Regions from separate parts of the Homo sapiens genome. Here region 1 is linked to region 2. A link is a loop called in an ENCODE intact Hi-C map of the cell type or tissue named here. Cell type or tissue: right lobe of liver. All regions are shown on one strand. Links, peaks and the distances in the headings refer to the core of each region. The heading gives the core; the rest is flanking DNA. Region 1 overlaps TASOR2 (transcription activation suppressor family member 2). Region 2 overlaps LOC107984199 (a long non-coding RNA gene).

Region 1 (2,916 bases), core at 143-2,642, 110 kb before region 2:
AAAAAAAAAAAAAATCAGTCATATAAAATGTTTTTTATACGATTATATGTACATGTGAAGAACAGAAAAGATAAAAATTAATTTTAGTTTGTGAATGTTCTTCTGAATTTTCTAGCTAAAAGAATATCACAGGGTACAAATCAAGCAAGTCCCTCTTTTAAAGGCAGACTTAAAATACCCCCCAGTGGGATTTGTTTTCTTTAAAACCACACACAGAAGAGAGCTCCAAGCTTTTTGGAAGAAAAATAACTAGACCACTGACAATTTAAAAGACTTTAAATGCAGCCTGTTTGCTACTTAGCACCGCTTAATCCAGAAGTGTAGCACTAGAGAAAAAGCATTCAATTTTGTTTTTAATAAATGAGATTAATTTTTTTTTTTTCAAGACAGCGTCTTGCTTTATCGAACAGGCTGCAGTGCAGTGGAGTGATCTTGGCTCACTGCAACCTCTGCCTCCCGGGTTTAAGTGACTCTCTGCCTCAGCCTCCCGAGTAGCTGGGATTACAGGTACATGCCACCATGCCCGGCTAATTTTTGTATTTTTAGTAGAGATGAGGTTTAGCCACGTTGGCCAGGCTGGTCTCAAACTCCTGACCTCAAGTGATCCACCCACCTCGGCCTCCCAAAGTGCTGGGATTACAGGTGTGAGCCACTGTGCCCAGCCTAAAAGATAATTTTTAAAAAGCAAATAACATTTTTAACATCCGTTTTCAATTAGACCATAAGTACACCATCATCTGAAACTTTCCCATGAGGCAACAGAGTAAATTAATTACTACCCCCTGTACTCAGAATACATTGATTCTAGTCAACAAAGGCCCCTCATCCCTTAGCTATCTTCTTTGCATGAAACTGGAGATTCTTTCTCATTTGAATACCTATTGTACATGGCAATTGAAAACTTTATCAATGCAGTTTGCAATCATAAACTGAACTAAAGGCACTGATTTAAACAGTAGCAAGCAGGATTTAGGTTAAACATTAGCAGAGCTATCATCTCAGGACAGTTCTCATAACCTCATAAACAGGGTGGTATTTGTTTTTTGTTTTATTTAAAGCCTCAAGCATGGCCTTGTCGAGCATATAATAAAATGAACTGATTATACAACTGATCACACCCCTCTGCAATGCTGGGAACACCATGCTCACAAACTGCGTGCCATGTCTTGAAGCATACATGTTGGAAATCAGGAACTGTGTTCCAAATCTCTTGTTAAAAACATTTCTGTCTTAGGTAGGGCACGGCTTCTCACGCCTGTAATCTCAGAACTTTGGGAGGCTGTGGTGGGCGGATCACTATAGGCCAGAAGTTCGAGACCAGCCTGGCCAACATGGCGAAACCTAGTCTCTACTAAAAATACAAAAATTACCCAGGAGTGGTGGCATGCACCTGTAATCCCAGCTACTCGGGAGGCTGAGGCAGAGTCACTTGAACCCGGGAGGCGGAGGCTGCAGTCTCAAAAAAACCAAACCAAACAAACTCATTTCTGGCTGGAGCAGTGGCTCACGAGACTCTGTCTCAAACAAAACAAAACAAACAAACCAACCAACCATTTCTGGCTGGGGGCAGTGGCTCACGCCTGTAATCCCCAGCACTTTGGGAGGCTGAGGCAGGTGGATTGCCTAAGGTTAGGAGTTATAGACCAGCTTGGCCAACATGGTGAAACCCTGTCTCTACTAAAAATACAAAAATCAGCCAGGTGTGGTGGCAGGCGCCTATAATCCCAGCTACTAGGGAGGCTGAGGCAGGAGAATCAGTTGAACCAGGGAGGTGAAGCTTGCAGTGAGCCGAGATCGTGCCATTGTACTCCAGCCTGGGAGACAAGAGTGAGACTTCTCAAAACAAAACAAAACAAAACAAAACAAAAAAACAGAGTCAACAGTGTGGGGCTGAGACAACAGAGTTTTAAGAGAACAAAGTATTAGAAAAGTCTTGAGAGTCAGTGTCCTTCTGAGAACTTTAATGGCCCTCCCAATCATGTGGCTGGTAACGTTTAGCCTCAGTCCTAAATCTCACCATGACTGTAGTCTTAGTGAAATGCAAATAGTGACAATCTTGATATATTTCTATTTCGATATATTTTTACTACAGGTAAAGTGTAATGCTTCTAAAATAAAGTCTGACAATTCAGAAAGAGTGCTCAACTCAACACATGACTAGCAGCAACATGCTTTTGGTTTCTAGTGCCTATCATGCTAGAATCCTCTTCTTCACATTCCAGTGTGCCAACTGGTGGAGGGAGTGCGATAGCACACGTGTGCCTTTCAAGTACAGGCACAGCATTCAACAAGATGACAAAAAAACAAAAGCCTACGTAAGTACATACTAAGGAGATTGTTAGGAATCACTGATTTGAACAGTCAGGCTTGCCAAAATCATTGCTAAAATTAGTACTGATGATAGTTAATTACATATTACCACGACAAATGGTATTTTATAAGAAACTAGCATGTATATATGTATTAATTTAAATCTCCCTGACTAGACTATATTTTCTTATTCTAAGGTGGTGATTCTTAACTGGATTTTATGTAATTCTTTGAGAATAGGATGGAACTGCTGAACCCCATCTTTAGGGGAAAAAAAAAGCACATACATAGTTAACATTTAGGTTTTCTAGACTGGAATCTTGGCTTGACAATTTTCTATGTGACTTTAGGCAATTTCTTTACTTCTCTATGCTTTAGTCTCGTCATCTATGTAATGGGGAGATTAATAGTCTTTAACTTATTTGAGAATGAACTGAGTTAATATGAGTGAAGGGCTTAGAACTCTTACTTTCTGGCACACAGTGACCCAGAAATCTTTAATTCTCATGATGATGACAATCACTTGAAGATATTCACGGGTTCTATGAGGCTCACCCAAGGACCTCCAAGTCCCCGGTGACCCCGGGTATAGGAACACTGTCTACT
Region 2 (2,916 bases), core at 184-2,683:
ACAGGTGTCAGCCACTGGCTATCTATCTGTCCATCAATCATCTATTTATCTGTTTATTATCTATTGATCTATCATTGATCATCTGTTTATATATCTATCATCAATCAATCAATATATCTGTCTCTTGAGCTATCATCCATCTATTGATCTATCATTGATCTATTATTTAATGGGCACGTGTTGAATGTCTAATACATGGCTCTGAACTGAGTCTCGGGAAGGGAAATGCAAAGATCTTGGCTTCCCTTTAAGACCCTCCCATTTAGGAGAGGATAAAAGATGCATCAGCTTTATCAACATCGTCTCAACAGAAGCCAGAATGGAGTGAATGCCACACAAGAGGAAAACAGTGCTTGAGAATTCGTTGTTTTTAAAAAATGCATCATGGAGAAAGGGAATCTGAGCTCTGTATCTCCAGTCAAGGAATGATATGAACCGAAACACACATGTTCTGGAAAATTGATCAGATTGTGGCGTGTGGTGTAAACAGGCAGCTGGCAGAGCTGGAGGCCAGATATGGAGTTGGGAGAGGCGGTGAGAGAGGAATGTGAAAGCCAGGCCGTGCCTGCCAGTGCAGAGATGGACTGGACCGGACTGGGTGCCCAGGTGGATGAAGCCTGGGTGGGCGTTCAATAGCTGGGACACAATCTTTTCTCTTCAAATAGAACACCTATCAAGGGAGATCTCAGCATCAGGTGCCCCAGCCTGAGCAGTGCTTGCTGAAGGTGTGTGGAGCAGCAATGGTTGGTTGTCTCAGCGGACACAGGGGCTGTCATGTCTTTATCCTCCAGGCCTTGGAATGATGCTATTTGCTATGTGACATTTGAATCTCTGGAGCACTGACCTCGAGCCACCATGTGGTCTATTTAAATTGTGTGTTACTTGGCTATGGCTGCCATAACAAAAGACCACAGATTGGGGGCCTTAAACAATAGAAATACATTTTCCCCAAGTTCTAGAGGCTGGAAATCCAAGATCAAACTGTCAGCAGGTTTGGTTTCCCCTGAGGCCTCTCTCCTTGATGTACAAACCACCTTCTTTCTCATGGTGTCTTCACGCGGTCTCTCCTCCGCGTGTGCGCATCCTGGGTGTCTCTTCCTCTTCTTATAAGGAACCAGACCTATTTGGTTTAGGGCCTCAGTCTTATGACCTCATGTAACCTTAATTACACCCTCGAAGGCCCCAACTCCAAATACAGTCACATTGAGGGGTAGGGCGTCCACATATGAATTTGGGTGAGGGACACAAGTTAGTCCATACCATACGGCTACTTGGTATATTTCTTTTATCCTATAAGCTTCTAAAGACCAGGGGCCATGTTGTATTCACTTTCCACAGTGTCTGACACAGAGATAATCCCCATATACTGGTTGAATTAATTGGCTGCAGGATGAAGCCAGAGATACAGGGCTGCTGCCTCCAGCTGCCCAGGCTGTGCACTGCAGAGCTCCACCTAGAGGACGCCGTGAATATTGCTGCTTGGGGTTGTGTAGGGCTATGTTCTGCTGGTTGGCGATGATTTGGAATGTGTCTTTTTTCTTAATTTTCTAAACGTTGCCATGTTCTGCTTCCACAGCTGTGTAAACTCTGAGTGCCTCGAGTGTAAACAGTATTATATCTATTAGTCTGTGAGTAACAGAAACGTTATGTTAAACACAAGAAACCTCATGTCAAACACAAGAGGATTTTTTTTTTTTTTTTTTTTTTTTTTTTTTTTTACATAATAAGTCTGGAGATAGGCAGTTACTGCCTGTGGTTTAGAGCAGAGGTTTATAATTTTTTTTTTCTGATAGTCAATATTTTTAGCATTGTGGGCCAAGTGGTCTCGGTTACAACCACTCCCCTTTGTCATAGACAGGGCAAAATTAGCTCCAGACAAATAAATGAGCATGACTGTGTTCCAACAAAACTATTTACTAAAACAAGTAGTGGGCCAGATTTGACTCATGGGCTGTAGTTTGACAGCCCTCATGTATACCACAGCCAAAGCTTTTGCAGTTTTTTTGATCTTTTGACCATGGGACCCTCATGGTCCCAAGATGGCTGCTACAGCTCTGGTCATCATGTCTATCTTCCAGGCAGGAAGAAAATGGAAAGAGCTTGGCAAAAGGAGTGTCTGCCAGCCAAGCAAGCCTTGTGTATTTTTTTTTGATGTGTTTGTTTTACTTTGGGCACAGTGCCATCCCAAGCAATATAAGGTTTCTCTTACTGAGGAAGAACAGAAGAATAGACAGTAAGTAGCACCACTCAGCCCCTAGCACCACCACTTTAAAAAAAAATCCTCCAACTCCTAGAGTAGTACTGTGCTGAGCACACTGCAGGAAATCCATGAATAACGGCTTCTCGTTTCCTCTCATACTTGTTTCTGGTCACCTCTGGTCTCTTCACTTCATTATTAAATCCTTAGAGAGGACTACAACCTTCGCAGTCTAACTTTGTAAAAAGATGACTCAAATTTTCCGATTCTTGGTAAAAAAAAAACCACACACACCTCAACAGCTCCTTTCATGCTATATAGATTTCCAGGCAGGGAACAAAAGACAGAAAGAGACGGGAAGGCAGAAAGGAGACTATTATGCATTGCTGGCTCAGCAGTAATTGTTGGCAGCTTTCGGAGAGTCGGGAGGTGAGGGCTCAGGCGGCTTTGGGGCGTGATTGATGGGTTATGATGGGGACCAGGAGGCATCTGTCCTGTGTGTTTGAGGATTTGGGGAAGCAGATCCTGTGGTGCGTCTCAAGCATGCATTCTGATGCTGCCTCCTCCAGGAGTATTTTAGGAGAAGGCAGGGATTCTCCGCAAAACTCAGGCTCTGCTCTGTTTTCCATGAGTGTTTCCAAATCCCAGAGCTCAGACCCTGATGAAACTCTTTCAGTCTTGTGAGGCGTGGGGTGTGGCAGAAAGTCCCTAAGCTCCCA

What was found. A loop is a pair of places that touch in the nucleus more often than their neighbours do. Peaks named below come from ENCODE experiments on the same cell type or tissue, not always from the same donor. Only the 100,000 strongest peaks of a DNase experiment are listed, where the experiment ranks them.
Region 1: a loop joins it to region 2, with 3.0 times the contacts of the local background. A loop is called at or near these places in 5 of 110 quality-filtered maps.

Annotation. Positions count from the first base shown.
Region 1 is chr10:5,743,246-5,746,161 of GRCh38, reverse strand. The region is part of intron 15 of TASOR2 (transcription activation suppressor family member 2); the gene reads right to left. Among named protein-coding and RNA genes, the nearest start is that of TASOR2, 60 kb to the right of the region's middle. In right lobe of liver, for the core only: no CTCF peak of the experiment used is centred there; no DNase peak of the experiment used is centred there.
Region 2 is chr10:5,628,566-5,631,481 of GRCh38, reverse strand. All of the region lies in intron 1 of LOC107984199 (a long non-coding RNA gene), which reads left to right. It also overlaps the pseudogene RN7SL445P. Among named protein-coding and RNA genes, the nearest start is that of LINC02677, 12 kb to the right of the region's middle. In right lobe of liver, for the core only: a CTCF peak has its summit at 1,463 (motif pointing left); a DNase peak (open chromatin) is centred at 1,451; H3K4me3 peaks cover 199 bases; H3K27ac peaks cover 1,370 bases.